2 separate regions of the Homo sapiens genome follow, and region 2 is linked to region 1. Evidence: read pairs that join two places in POLR2A ChIA-PET (ENCODE). Cell type or tissue: Panc1. All regions are shown on one strand.

The links. Peaks named below come from ENCODE experiments on the same cell type or tissue, not always from the same donor. Only the 100,000 strongest peaks of a DNase experiment are listed, where the experiment ranks them.
Region 2: POLR2A ChIA-PET joins it to region 1 with 5 read pairs; 2 of 35 experiments call an interaction of 5 or more read pairs at or near these places.

What each region holds. Positions count from the first base shown.
Region 1 is chr18:12,514,004-12,522,003 of GRCh38, reverse strand. The region is part of intron 4 of SPIRE1 (spire type actin nucleation factor 1); the gene reads left to right. Among named protein-coding and RNA genes, the nearest start is that of PRELID3A, 110 kb to the right of the region's middle. In Panc1, no CTCF peak of the experiment used is centred here; no DNase peak of the experiment used is centred here; H3K27ac peaks cover 502 bases.
Region 2 is chr18:12,715,388-12,723,387 of GRCh38, reverse strand. It overlaps PSMG2 (proteasome assembly chaperone 2), which reads right to left. Exons shown (of 7, transcript NM_020232.5): 4 at 4,753-4,871; 5 at 2,705-2,878. Among named protein-coding and RNA genes, the nearest start is that of PSMG2, 16 kb to the right of the region's middle. RefSeq lists an enhancer at 100-601. In Panc1, no CTCF peak of the experiment used is centred here; no DNase peak of the experiment used is centred here.

The sequences.
Region 1 (8,000 bases):
GGGGTTATTAATTGGCCTAATTAAATTATCATTGTGTCTCACGGAATAGGGAGGCCCCAGGAGAGGGAGAGAGATGGGGGAATGGCTAGTGAGCGGAGCAGTCAGAACACACGCATTTATCAATTAGGTTTGTTGTCTTATATGGACACTGTCATGAGCACCCCAAAGCAATGACAATAGTAACATCAAAGATCACTCCTCACAGATCTCCATAACAGATTTAATAAAAAAAAAATGGAATATTGTGAGAATTACCAAAATGTGACAGAAAGATACAAAGTGAGCACATACTCTAGGAAAAATGGCACCAATAGATTTGCCGAACTCAGGGTTGCTGCAAACCTTCAATTTGTAAAAACACGATATCTGGCCAGGCATGGGGTGGCTCACATCTGTAATCCCAGCACTTTGGGAGGCTGAGGCGGGCAGATCACTTGAGGTCGGGAGTTCGAGACCAGCCTAGCCGACATGATGAAACCCCATCTCTACTAATACTACAAAAATTAGCCAGGTGTGGTGGTGCACGCCTATAATCCCAGCTACTCGGGAGGCTGAGGCACGAGGATCCCTTGAACCTGGGAGGCAGAGGTTGCAGTGAGCTGAGATCACGTGCCACTGCACCCCACCCAGGCGACAGAGTAAAACTGTGTCCAAAAAAAAAAAAAAAGTATCTGCTATGTACAACAAAGCGAAAGGCAGTAAAATGAGGTATGCCTGTACATATATTATTTCAGTTAGCCCTATGCAAGAAATCATAACTTGATGAAATTATTGAGCTCGGTTTATCTTAAATAAAACTAAAAAATATTTTACCTAAAATGAAAAACTATATTCATGTATATAAAGTATCTTCTTTTGCTGGGGGAAAAACAGTGTTTTCTAAAATGACTAGGCTGTTATGAAATGGTTTTGTCTGTTTTTAAAATCTTATAGCCACATTTTATAGTCTGTAAATTGGTTGAAAAATCAAATGTAAGTATTTTCCACCCCCCAATCTCTTATCAAGCCAGTAGCCAAATCCGCCAGTGTCATAGGGCCAATTGCATGTTAACTAACTCACACTGGGACACCTGTTTGTGACATGACTTCAACTTATTTTCTGCTTGAATAGCCTTGCAAAGAAAAAGCCCCAAGACGTCTGTCTCATTCACAGATTGAAGGGTATTTTAATCAGCTTTCTCATATTCCTTGCCTATTCCTCACCTCATGCCAACACCTCCAATAATAAAATTCTGGCATTTAAGTTGGCTGGAAGTTTCTTTCTAGACCTAAAATAGGTTTATATCCCTCCAAGTGGTGAACATACCACTTTTTGACAGAAAATCCACCACCAGATGTCTTTTTGTAAGTGTGCCATGTGTTCGTTTTAATGAGATCATTCATCATTTGTAATGTTTAGGGTCCTTGCTGCTGTCTGTCTTTTTTCTGTTTGATTTGTTATTTTTGTTTTGAGTGTTGGTAACATGCCGAGCACTGGTGTCTCATCAGGGAGGAGTAAATCTCTCTCTGACCTCCTGTCATTGCTCTTAGCGCTGCTCTCCCTGTTAAAATGTTTCACAAGAATATTTTACTGAAAGCTCGTGGAAGAACTCTGCCACCTTTCAGATCCTGCAGCTTTTAAAACTTAATTTATTTTTAACAAAAAATTTCACGTGGTTCAAAACCCAGGAGTTGTAAAAATATTACATTAAATTGTACCCTTCTATTTTTGTCTACTACTCACACTCTCCCTATATATGGGCAACAAATATTATTAATTTCTTTTTTATCTTTGCAGAGAGATTTTATGTATAACTAACAAGCGCATATCAGTATTTTCTTCCTTTTTTCACTTTTAAACTTTCCTTTTTTATTTAATTATATGTCTTAGAGATCATTTCATATCAGTAAATAGCTTTCACATCTGTAGGCCTTTATAATCTATTTTGTGGGTATGGTGTAATGAGTTTAACTAGTCCTATATTGACAGCTACTAAGTAATTTCCATTCTTTTTCTATTACAAACAGTGGTGTCATGGATAATTTTTAACCTATTTTTCTTGAGTGTGAACATAAGTGTAAGGTAGATTCCTAGAAGTAGACTTGCTGGGTCAAAGGAAATGTGCATTTATAATTTTTATAAAATATTACACTATTGTCCTTCCTAGAGGTTTAGTAGTTGATACTGTCCTTAGCAATGTGTGAGGCTATCTATTCTCCTACATCTTGACAATGTGTTTTCACAGTGATAAGTGAAAATTAGTATCTTAACAATTTTAATTTGCATTTGTCTTATTGTAAATGAGATCAGATATCTTTTCATGTACTTAAGAATCATTTGTCAATTGCTTGTTCATTTCCTTTGTTCATTTTTCTAATGAGCCATTGGTCTTATTAATTTGTCTTTATTTATTAAGAAAATAACTTTGTGATATAATTTGTAATATTGTCTGTGATATTTTAATGGTCATTTTTATCATCATCACTGCATTTCTATAGGTGTGAAGAGCTGATGAGTATAAAAACAGAAAAGGTGAATGTGTATTAGCAGATAATGTCAGTCCAGCTATGTAGAGCAGAGTCAGTCCAGCTATGTAGAGCGGAGTCAGTCCAGCTGTATAGAGCAGAGACATTTGTTAGAGAGAGAGTGTTTGCGTGTGTGTGTGTGCGTGCGTGTGTGCACATGTGTGTATAGGTACAAAAAATACTGGAAGAATAGAGGAATTCTAGGAATTCCTTTCCTAGAACCTAGAAATGAATTGCTTTCATTTTTATGACTTCATCTATAGTTTTTCTAATTTCTGTAGTGAACCATATAAATTCGAATTAAGTAGTACAGAATATCAATTTATAGTTTAACATTTTACATTTTTTATTCAATAAAATGCTCTTGACTTTTTTCATAATTGCTATAGTTGTTACTTGGCCACCATCCACCCCTCAGGGAGGAGAAGCGTGTTATATCTTTAAGAATGCACCATAAAGTTTGACACAAATATAAATCATATTCTTTAGTACTTATCCATTAACTCTGCATGGGAGACTTCCAGTTATCAGAACAACTGCTATAACTTTTTACTGGGTTTTTGTACCCTAATTTCTGAAATATTAATTTGGGACTAGTCAATGTGATAAAATCTTCTTTCCCTCTTTTCAGATAAAATATATTTGAATTAAAAAGTCATAGCTCATAATCTGTGTGGCTGATATTCATTTTTTAATTTATTATAGACAATATTGTGAAATAATGTCAGTCATGAAATGTATTTAATACTCTTTATGTAAGTAATTTCTTTGTTTTTTTTTGTTTTGTTTTTGTTTTTGTTTTTGTTTTGAGACAGGGTCAGGCTCTGTCACCTATGCTGGGGTAATCTCATGCAGTGATGCAATCTCAGCTCACTGCAACCTCTGCCTCCCGGCCTCAAGCAATCCTCCTACCTCAGCCTCCCGAGTAGTTGGGACTACAGGCATGAGACACTGTGCCTGGCAGTAATTTGTTGCTTTTTTCTTTTCTTTTTTTTTTTTGTGTGTGTGAGACAGGGTCTTGCTCTTTTGCCCAGACTGGAATGCAGTGATGCAATCACAGCTCACTGCACTTCCAACACCCAGGTTCAGGCAGTCCTTCTGCTTCAGCCTCCCAAAGTGCTGGGATTAAAGTTGTGAGCCATCATACTTGGCCTACATTAGCATATTTTAACTGAGTTATTAAAAATGTTGCCCAGTGTGGTTGCTCACGCCTATAATCCCAGCACTTTGGGACTCCAAGACGGGCAGACCACTGAGCCCAGGAGTTCAAGATCAGCCCGGCCAACATGGCAAAACCCTGTCTCTACTAAAAGTACAAAAATTAGCCAGGTGTGGTAGTACATGCCTGTAGTCCCTGCTGCTCAGGAGGCTGAGGTGAAAGGATTGCTTGAGCCCAGGAAGTTGAGGCTGCGGTGAGCCATGATCACACCACTGCTCCAGCCTGGTCAACAGAGTGAGACTCGGTCTCAACAATTAATTAAAAGTTTGTTCAAGGAATTTTTGAAATATATTCCTTATTATAATGCATTTAAAAATGTCTAACTGAAAACATGTACACATGGCATAGGGAAATAAGATAGTTTAAATGGTGGAAATGGTGATCATTAAAATGCTGTCATAAAAAATACATTATTATTTTAATATATGAACATATATGTGAATAAGAAGGATTTAATTAGTAAAGGGGTACTTATATGTGAGCTGATGTTGAACCTACACAAATGGATTAAAATTATTCTCTGAGCATTTGACATACTTCTGATTCACAGAGTAGATTTTGTTTTTTAAGTTGCCAGGAACTGAAAATGTTGGCATTGAGCAGTTCTAATTGCCAGCTTGAGAATGGTAATGTCAGAAATGGGAAGCGTAATTGCCATGTGGGTTCTCCCAATTAGAACTTTCTCACCATATCTCAAGCACAGGTTGACATCTGTTATTACATTTCTGCAAGCAAAAAAAAGAAAAATCATTCAGAAGCTAAAGTATAATTGACAGCTTGAATCTAAAACAAGAAAAATCTGTAATTTACTTTCAAATAACTCATTTGTTTTTACTGCTAACTAGAAAAATTGAGCTTTCTAGCCACATATTTGATCAAGCTTGTTTGATTACAGTATTTATAGATTCTAAGCTATCTACATTGATTTATTGCTGAGTCAGGATTTTGATTTGATGAAGAGGCTAAGGAGAGGTATCATTTTGCAAAACAAATTCACTTAGTATAAAATATTTTTGTGATGGAGTAAAAGTATTCACAATCAAATCCTCATAGGTATTCATTGACATAATAACTAATACCTACTGAATGTTCAATATGGTCTGAACTGAATGCTGTGTTTCATCTGTATTCTTCTGGTATATTTCTTCTATAAAATCCAAAAGATAGCTATTATTATTTGCACTTTAATATATGAGAAAATCAAACAGGATTACAGCAATTTAAAAATTTCCCCAAAGTCACGCAGCTGGAAAGTATCTGAGCTACAGTTTGTGCTATTGTTCAGAAAAACAAAGAAATGTGAAATTCTTGGACCATTTCAATTGTCTTCAATGTTATAAAGAACAGATAGTTTTTCTTAGTGGCAATGAGTGAGGGATTTGATCACAGCACAAATAAAGGTAGAGATGTAGGCAGGCCTAACAGTGACACCCTCCTGACTACATTTAGTCAGGGATGTGTCGGAGAATAGTAAAAATTAAGGTTGGGTGGAAAAGGGGCCCTGTTTTGGGGGGCATTGAAGCAAAAGAGTTTGGATTGAATATATTTTGCTGCTTCTCACACTATTCTACCAAAGTACCCCTAAGACATAAAAGCATGAACTCATATTTGTAGACTATTAAGGACATATTAAATCGTAACTTTCAGTTGCAGATGACAGAAACCCACTCAAATAAGCATGGGCAGAGTAGGGGAGAGATGTATTGGCTCACATAATTAGGAAGTCTAAGGGTACAGCTAGTTTTAGGCATAGTTGGATCCAGAATCTCAAAGGCTGTAATTAGGGCTGGCATGCTCCCTCCCTTTCCTCTCCAACCCTTTCCAGGACAGTCTCTTACTACCGTCTGCAGCCCTATTCTCACACTCTATCAATTTAGAACTCTGGCAGCAAATCTTTTCTGTTAATTGGGGCAAAAAAGTCTTAGAGGAAGATTTGGAGTCATATACCCACTTAGTAACCAGTCACAGTGGCCAGGAGATAGGCTGTGCTGGCTGGTCTAGGTCATGTTCTTACGCTTGTAAATAGGAAGTGAGGTACTGGGTCAGCCCTGCTCAAACCGTATGGGATGCATTTCTCAACAGAAGGATCTTTATCAGAGGAAGGAGCAGGGAGGCTTTCTTGAAAAATTAATGCTGTCCACTGAAGACTTGCTCGTCTAGTGCAAGTTAAAATATCTTTGACATAGTGGATTTTACTTTTGAAATTCATGTAAGTTTTGTCTGAGATGTCTGTTGTAATATTTTTTTAATGTTTCATGCTGTGGATTAAGCTCCCCTAGGATTTCCCTGGGAGACTCCTAGGGGTAAAATTTGAATTCAGGAGGTTTTATTGGGGCATGCTTTTGGGAACACCTATAAGGAATAAGGAAAGCAGGATTGAGCAGAGGGAAATGTTGAAATGTGATGCAGATGCAGCAGAGGCCTCAGCCGATCCCACAGGGAGCTCAGCAGCTAGGGGTGGTTCTTCAGAGATGTCCCAAATTGAAGCAAGGAGGCCTGATCTTTGTACTTCCTCACAGACCAGTGACTGGATATAGGTTACTCTAGGGAGGATGTAACTTTGACAAAGCAGCTTCCTTTGGCTAAAGGGCAGTTCCTGAGGAGGGTTAAGTAGTGAGCCTTTAGCAGACATCTCTAGCCACTAGTGGAAGAGGACGTTGTTCCTGAAACAGAGGGCAGCTTACCACAGCTTTCATTACATTAATTCCAGGAAAATATGTCATGTTTATCTGTTGTTTTATTAATATTTTGTTTTATTTTTTTGAGACAGGGTTTCTCTCTGTCGCCCAGGTTGGAGTGCAGTGGTGTGATCTTAGCTCACTTGTAGCCGCAACCTCCCAGGCTGAAGTGATTCTCCTACCTCAGCCTCCTGAGTAGCTGGGACTACAGGCAAGCGCCACCACACCCGGCTAATTTTTTGGTTTTTTTGGAGAGACAGGGTCTTACTGTGTTGCCCAGGTTGGTCTTCAACTCCTGGCCTCAAGCAGTCCTCATGCCTCAGCTTCCCCAAATATTGGGATCATAGGCATGAGTCACTGCACCTGGTCTGGAATTTAAAAAAAAAAGAAAAAAGTATGGGCTTATAAAGATGAGTTTATTCATCATGATTTCAGCTTTTTTCATATTTTTATGGTTTATAAGCTCCTGGGTAAGCAGTATATTGCTTCTGTGGGATCAGCCTTTGGGTGACAAGGGAGAATATGGCAGAAAGAACGTGTTTCCAAGTGGGCATGTGTCAGCCCCACCCCACATTCCATTATGTCTAAGGAAAGGAGGGTTGTTAGAAGGTTGGTCCATTTATGCGTACTTGATTTTCTCAGGCGCTAAGGTTCCAAACCAGCTTATTTGATGCTGGTTGAATCTTGTTGACCTGTTTAATACTATAATTACCTCTTTTCTTCTGTATGGTATTAGAAATGCATTTCTTTTTCTTCTTTATTTTATTTTACCTATTTATTCATCCACCTATTGGCTGAATGAGACACTTAAATGTAATGTGAGCCTGGGTTGAAGATTTATTTTCCTAAAACGCAGAGCATGTGTTTCTGTGTGGCAGATAAGATACCGCTCCCCAACTTCCCTAGGGGATTCTGAATTTAGAGGAGAACATAGATTTTTCTCTGAATATTACTCCCTCTGATTGAGCTTCCTCTTACTAAAGTTGACTTGGTAAGGGCTATTAAATAGGTTTAAGTATTTAAACATGCATGGTTGAAAGTGTCTTAATCTACTTAATGAAGAAATATTTACTAAGCACCTATTCTATGCAAGGCTATTCTGGAGATTTGTGAATCCCATCAGTGAACAAAATACAAAAAAAAAAAAATTCTTCTTTCCTAAAGTCTGAATCCAGCAGGAGGTGGTAGACAGTAAACATATGAAATAAGTACATTCTGTAGACCACTAAAAGGTAGGAAGAGCTATGGAAAAAGACATAAACTAGAGTAACTGCTAGTAGCTGGGGATGGGGCTTGGAATTTGGTCAAGATAGACCCCGTTGAGAAGGTGACGTTTGCACAAGTGTGTAACAGATATGAGGTGATTCAGTCTGGATATTTGAGATGTAAAGCATTCTAGGAAGAAGGTGGCAGCCAGTGTGCATACCATAAGGCTGGAGTGGGAAGAAATAGTAGGAGATGAGGTAAAGTGTGGTGACTCAAGGCTATAATCCCAGCCGTTTGGGAGGCTGAGGCAAGGGGATCGCAAGCTGACGAGTTCGACACCAGCCCAGGCAATATAGTGAGACCCTATCTGTAGAAAATACAAAAATTAGCCA
Region 2 (8,000 bases), 200 kb before region 1:
AGGTCTCTCTAACTCCAAAACATAGTCTCCTATCATACTATAAACGCCTCAAGCTAGTGATGAGATGGAGATACACCAAGGCAAAAAGTTTCCTGCTTGCCAATAAATGCAAAAATTACTCCTAACACCCTAAAACCAAGAACTATGAGAAAAATGCCATGCCAAAACTTGAAAGCACGAGACTGACAGAGAAGAGAGCTACAGAAATAAAAGTGAGCCGAGTTCTAAGGAAGGAAAGGCACCGAGGAGACTCTGATATATACATTCGGAAGTCTCAGATGATACCAGGCTAACTTTAGTTTCTGTCTCTAAAAACTACAAAGTAGAAACTGTTAGCCTCACTCACCCTAGCCCAGTACTTGGTTCTCAAACACCTTAGGGGCTCTCAATCTTTGTATGGAACCACTATGAGCTCTGATGGCTCAGAAAATTCCAGTTCCTAAATGCGTCTGCTGTGATGGCCTCAGGCAAGGCTCTCGCCTGGAGAAGGCTGGCTCCGAGGCTGTGCTTGCATTTTCAAGGCTCTAACTTGGAAAGCGCAGGGGTATGCTCTTCAGCTTATCGCGCCTCTTATTAGTTTGTCACACAGTGTGGGATAATCATTTCAATATTACCCTCTGGTCTTCTGCTAAAAAGAAAGGCAGAGGATGACTATTATTATTACTTTTTTATTTGGAACTATTTTATTCTGGTTGATACAACTGAGTATTTTAAATATTGTTTCTTCAGGGTAAAATCCGCATTTCCTGAATGTTTGATGCTGAGTAGGTCTAACTTTTATAATACTTTCTGTTTATCACCGCTAACTTTGTGGGCAAGCTTATAGCTAACCAGAAGCTGTTCTTTGCCTGTCCTCATAGTTTCACCCTATACCCAAGAAGACAGACCCAAGGAAACAGACCCCTGGACTCTGATGAGCAGCACCCCTGCCCTCGGATTCTCTGCCCTGTATTTCCAGTTGCCTCGGCCTCCCTGTAGTCTTAACTGATTTCCTCCACTCAGCTCTGCTTGGGTTCCGCTCCCTGTGCTGCAGTCCAGAAAGTATCTCAAGCAGAAAGCCAGGCAACTGTAGACTTAAAATTTGCCTTCTCTTAGGGATGACAGCTATGTGCTGCCTGTAGTCCAATGTCTGGAAAACAGTTGTTTCATAAATTGTCAGGTTCCAGTATTTTTATGGCAGGAGGGCAAGTCTGATATCAGTTACTCTGTCTTGGTCAGAAGCAAAAGTTTAGGAGGATTGATTGGTAAAGTAAGTGCAACAAAGTATAGAAGAGGTGGAGTGCAGTGGGAGTGCAGACGCAACTTCCTTGTCTAGAAGACAGGAAAAGGCAAGATTGCAGACAGGAGGTGAAGGGTAAGTTGACTCTTAGAAAGGAGGTAGGTGTTTGCAAGGGGGACAAGAGAGGAACACGGAACAAAAACACAAGGGAAATGAGAAAATACTGAGATGAGTGAAAATGAAAACACGACATGTCAAATCCCAGGGCATGCAGTGAAAACAGCACTAAGAGGAAAATTTACAGCTGTAAACACATTCAGTAAAAAAGAAAAAAACTTTTAAATTAATAACCTAAGTTTACACCTTGGAAAAGAGAAAAAAAAGCAAATCAAATCCAAAGCTAGCGGAAAAAAATAAAGATTAGGTAAGAGAGAAATAATAGAGAATAATAGAATAATAGAGAATAGAAAAACAATAATCAGCAAAATCAAAACTGGTTCTTCAAAGAAAAACAAAACTGACAAATCTTTAGCTAGCTTGACTAGGAAAAAAAAGAAAAGACTCAAATTATTAAAATAAGAAATGAAAATGGGAACATCAACACCAATTTTACAGAAATAAAGTTGGGAGTTATTATTTATGGGTACAGATTTTTTAATTTAGTATGACGACAAAGTTCTAGAAGTAGACAGTGCTGATGGATGCAGATGCTGTGAATTAATGGCACTTGATTGTACGCTTAAATATAGTTAAAATGTGTGATAAATGTAAATTTTGCACGATGTATATTTTACCACAATTAAAAAAAAGTGCGCGTGTAGAGGTTGCAAAGAATAAGTATTAGAATCCCTAAAAAGTCACACAAAATAAAAGCATTAAATATGGCTTTTGAGAAACCAGTTCTTCTATAACCAAGTTTAAATCTTTCCCCTAAATGCAAGAGCTCTACAATAGTACCAGTTTTGTAAATATATTTTCTTTTTTTCTTTTTGAGACGGAGTCTTGCTGTCTCCCAGGCTGGAGTGCAGTGGCGCGATCTCGGCTCACTGCAAACTCCGCCTCTCGGGTTCACACCATTCTCCTGCCTCGGCCTCCCGAGTAGCTGGGACTACAGGTGCCCACCATCACGCCCAGCTAATTTTTTGTATTTTTAGTAGATACAGGTTTTTACCATATTAGCCAGGATGGTCTCGATCTCCTGGTCTTGATTGATCTGACCTCGTGATCCGCCTGCCTCGGCCTTCCAAAGCGCTAGGATTACAAGTGTGAGCCACCGTGCCCGGCCTAGCAATATATTCTCAAAGTTTCAGTAAGTAATCCAATACATTCTCTGACTTAATTTTGTTTTTTTTGTTGTTGTTTTTTGTTTGAGACAGAGTCTTGCTCTGTCACCCAGGCTAGAGTGCAGTGGCACGATCTCAGCTCACTGCATTAATTTCATTTTTAAGTAAAGTGGGAAACAAATGAACAGGCAAACAAACTCACCTTTCATCATAGAGTGTTTTTGTGATACCTCCTCCCGGAATGCGGATACAAAACTCGGAATCATCTATTTCAGGAATGCACCGGCTTTTTTCCATTTCTTCCCAGTTAAGGCTCTTTATTTTATTTTGAACACTTTTTTGCATGGAAGGTGTAAGTAGGTACCGGAAGGGAGTACTAGAAATAATCATATAGTTAACTTTTTAAAAACTCTAAAGCAAACATCGGTTCTTTAGCTAAAATTCTCTTGGTCTCCATATATTCTGCTGCACAGGCAAAACACAAGTTTCAGCAGACTTAAGTAAAAAATATTGCTCTGATTTGCTACTTACTTACTTACTTAGGAGACAATATAAAAAGACAGAAACACTTAGGCAAGCCCATTGCAAAAATTTCCCACAGCTTTCCTCCCTTCTGCCATGAAGCCTGTAATGTCTTTTGTGAAAGTCCTGGAAATTAGCTCATTTTGAAAGGTAACTCTTGGCTTGTTGGTATTTTTTCATCCTGGTTTTATAGGTGTCTAAGTGATAAAAGTTATGATCTACATCATCTAAAACAGTTACAGTGAGCCAAGACTGTGCCACTGCACTCCAGCCTGGGTGACAGAGTGAGACTCCATCCCCAAAAGAATAAAAAATAAAAAATAAATGATCTAAATGCTACATCTTGGGGCCGGGCGTGGTGGCTCATGCCTGTAATCCCAGCACTTTGGGAGGCCCAGGCAGGCAAATCACCTGAGGTCAGGAGTTCGAGACCAGCCTGGCCAATATCCTGTCTCTACTAAAAACACAAAAAATTAGCCGGGTGTGGTGGCATGCGCCTGTAGTCCCAAGTACTCGGGAGGCTGAGGCAGGAGAACCGCTTGAACCCAGGAGGCAGAGGTTGCAGTGACTCGAGATTGCGCCACTGCACTCCAGCCTGGGCAACTGAGAACTGGGCAACTGAGAAAGACTCCGTCTCAAAAAAAAAAAGAGGAAAAAAAAAAAAAGCTACATCCTGGGGACGGGCACAGTGACTCATGCCTGTAATCCCAGCATTTTGGGAGACCCAGCAGGCGAATTACCTGAGGTCAGAAATTTGAGACCAGCCTGGCCAACACAGTGAAGCCCAGCCTCCACTAAAATTACAAAAATTAGTCTGGCGTGGCGGCAGGTACCTGTAATCCCAGCTACTCAGGAGGCTGAGGCAGGAGAATCGCTTGAATCCAGGAGGTGGAGGTTGCAGTGAGCTGAGACCATGCCACTGCACTCCAGCCTGGGTGACAGGGCAAGACTCCGTCTCAAAAATAAATAAATAAAAGCTACATCTTAGAGTATAAGAGTATTCTATATGATATGTTATCAACTTTATGTGGTAATGATAGCTTATAGTTCTATTTCTGGGATACTCTGTCTTACATTTAAGAACTCACTCTGACATGCCAGGGAGCTACCCTTTAGGCAAGTGGATTTCTGCAAATACGAATGGTTGCATGTGGCCAGGTGCGGGGGGCTCACACATGCAATCCCAATACTTTGGGAGGCTGAGGCAGGCAGACTGCTTGAGCCTGGGAATTCGAGACCAGCCTGGGCAACATAGCTAGACCCTGTCTCTACAAAAAGTAAATGTTTTTTAAAAAATGGTAGCATATATGGAAATAACTGAAAATATTAATCTTTCAAGGTAACATATGGAAATAACTGAAAATATTAACCTTTCAAAAGTTAGCAACTTTATAAATCTTGAGTACCTTTTCTGCTTATTCTCTTCAATTAGCTGAGCTCTGTGATGTTGCCATGTATGTGACGGGAAACACTAAAAACATGGTTCCCAAACTCTCTCTCTCTACACGATGTCTTCCCCATGCCCCAACTCTACTAAGCTCACAGGAACTGAAAAGATCTGCCTAACTGTACTCCCTCCCATCTCCTGACCTTCTCTTACCCCCCTCTTTCTAAACTCCAGTAAGAAGAGGTAAGGATCTACGTGGCTTTTAAAGTTTAACTTTTTAATAGAGAAATTATCATAGTATAAACCATACCAAAAATAACTTTCCAGAGGCAGAAACATACCTACGAAGCTGCAGATCATTACGCTGATATGAATGACTGCTTGAAAGAACAATGACTCTGGCACAGCCACTGCTTTTCACCCAGGAAAGCAGTTTTTCACAGAATGGCTTTGATTTATACTTTGCACACCATTGAGAGAATAAAAAGAAAATCTAAAAGTTAGTCTTAGAGCATACAAACATTCTATATACTATTTCATCAACTTTATGTGATAATGATATATAATTTATATATACTGAAATTATTTTCAGATCCACTTACTGTGCTTAAACCGAAAGTGAATGATAAAGAGCAATGAATTATCTAATGTATCTTTATAATTAAGAAATCAATGGCCATGCATGGTGGCTCACGCCTGTAGTCCCAGCACTTTGGGAGGCAGGCGGATCACCTGAGGTCAAGAGTTCAAGACCAGCCTGGCCAACATGGTAAAACCCCATCTCTACTAAAAATAAAAAAATCAGCGGGGCATGGTGGCAGGCACCTATAATCCCAGCTACTCAGGAGGCTGAGACAGGAGAATCACTTGAACCCAGGAGGTGAAGGCTGCAGTGAACCGAGATTGTGCCATTGCACTCCAGCCGGGGGAACCGAGTGAAACTTTCTCAAAAAAAAAAAAAAAAGAAAAAAGAAAAAGAAAAGAAATCAATGAATCATGAGGAATCTAGATTTCAAAAAAAATCTATTGTGATGGACAAAGGACAATTTCCCAGTTCTCTACTTGAGTAATCTATTGTTACCTAATAACCAATACATGGTCATCTGTGAAGGGTTCTTGCCAGAAATTTGTGACCCGAATCTGGTCACATGGAAACAATCAGATGAATGGAGAATGCTCCACATCCAGCCCCGGTTCCTCAAAGGAGTCAATATTGTAAAGAAAGAAAGAGGGGCAGGCCAGTTTTACTCTGAAGGATAACAACTAAAAAGATGTAACAGCCAAATACAACCTGTGAACCATCAATGGATCCAGAATTGAAGGATACTTTCGGAACAGCTGTGGAAATTTGAGTATGTTGGATGATACTCCTGAATAAATTCATTAAATGCTGGTTTTCTTGGGTGTGGTAATGGTGTCCTGTTCTTGAAAGATGTGTGCGGAAGTATGTAGGGGTGACCATTGCTAGCCTACTTCTGGATTGTTTCGAAGAAGGAAACTGTGTACGCGCATAGCGAGAGATCAAGTAGGTGTGGCAAGACATTCACAGCTGGTAAATCTGGAATGTGGGTTATAAAATTTCAGGGGGAGCCCGCTTTATGAAAATTTTTCAAAGACTGCTCATAAAATAACTACTCAATAAAATTTAAAATGCAGGTAAGAGAAATGCAGGCTAACTTTTAAAATAAGAAGGTAGTCTAGTGCAGCAGTTAAGAGAGGCAGGCTCTGGGACAGGCAAGGTGGCTCACTCCTGTAATCCCAACACTTTGGGAGGCCGTGGTGGGCAGACTACTTGAGCCCAGGAGTTAAAGCCCAGCCTAGGCAATATAGTGAGACCCTGTTACTACAAAAAAAAAAAAAATTATTACACATGGTAGTGCACGTCTGTAGCCCCAGGTACTCAGGAGGCTGAGGTGGGAGGATCATTTGAGCCTCGGAGGTCAGGGCTGTAGTGAGCCATAGTTGTGCCACTGCACTCCAGCCTGGGTGGAGTGACACCCTGTCTCAAAAAAAAAAAAAAAAAAAAAAGTAAAAGAAAAAAGGCAAGCTCTGGAGCCAGGCTGCCTGGGTTAGAGTGCTGGTCCTGCCTCCCTAAGATCATGTGTCAGGCAATTGCTTAATCTTTCTGTACTTCAGTGTTTCCTTTGAAAAATAAGGATAATATTAGTATCTGTCTTATAGGTTTGTCATGAGGATTAAGTAATAAATATAAGGTACTTAGAACAGTATCAGCACAAAGAATCAATGCTCAATAAATGTTTGCTATTTTGAAATTAGTCTTGTGGCCAGGCACGGTGGCTCACGCCTGTAATCCCAGCACTTTGGGAGGCTGAGGCGGGCAGATCACAAGGTCAGGAGATCGAGACCATCCTGGCTAACACGGTGAAACCCCGTCTCTACTAAAAATACAAAAAAATTAGCCGGGCGTGATGGTGGGCGCCTGTAGTCCCAGCTACTCGGGAGGCTGAGGCAGGAGAGTGGCGTGAACCCAGGAGGTGGAGCTTGCAGTGAGCCGAGATCATGCCACTGCGGTCCAGCCTGCGCAACAGGGCGAGACTCCGTCTCAAAAAAAAAAAAAAAAAAAAATTCACTCTTTACTTCCAGCTGCCAAAAATTTATATTATACGTTAAATAATTTTTCAACTTACACTGATTAGAAAGAGAACAAAAAGCCATGTGGCACAATGTAAAAATGTTACCAACTCTAACTGCAAAACTTTGGGTATATAATGTTAACTAAAGAAAGCAGTGATTCTAGTATAAGAATTAAAAATAATCTTAGCAGCACTATTCATGATAGTCTCAAACTGGAAATAATCAAATGTAGCATCAAAAGTACCATGGAAAAATTATGGCTTATGTATACAACTTAACACCACAGAGAAATGAGAACGAATGAACTATGGCTACTTCCAACAACATGGGTGAACCCCGCAAAGGGAATGTTAAGAAAGGAAGCTAGATGCTGTAAGTATATACCACAGAATTCCACCAATAGAATACTGACTAGGACGCATTATGGGGTCCTCTGGAATGCTGACAATGCTCTATGTCTTGATCTGAAAGCTGGTTTCACAGAGGGTTTACTGCATGAAAATTCACCAAGCTGTATATTTATGATTTGTGCACTTTTCTCATGTACGTCATACTTCGATAAAAAGTTAAAATAATGGCTGAGCACAGTGGCTCACGCCTGTAATCCCAGCACTTTGGGAGGCTGTGGTGGGCAGATCACCTAAGGTCAGGAGTGTGAGACCAGCCTAGCCAACATGGCAAAACCCCAACTCTACTAAAAGTACAAAAAGTAGCCAGGCGTGGTGGCGGGCACCTGTAATCCCAGTTACTCAGGAGGCTGAGACAAGAGAATTGCTTGAACCCAGGAGACGGAGGTTGCAGTGACCTGAGATCACGCCACTGCACTCCAGCCTGGGCGACAAGAGCAAGACTCCATCTCAAAAAGAAAAGTTAAAATAAAAAGTACTATGCAGTTAACCATGTCACTAAAATCCTGTATTTCTAACCTCCTGAAAAGATGATACCTCAGGTCATTCCAAAAAATCCCTTAGCAAATATTTACTGAGAGCTTCTC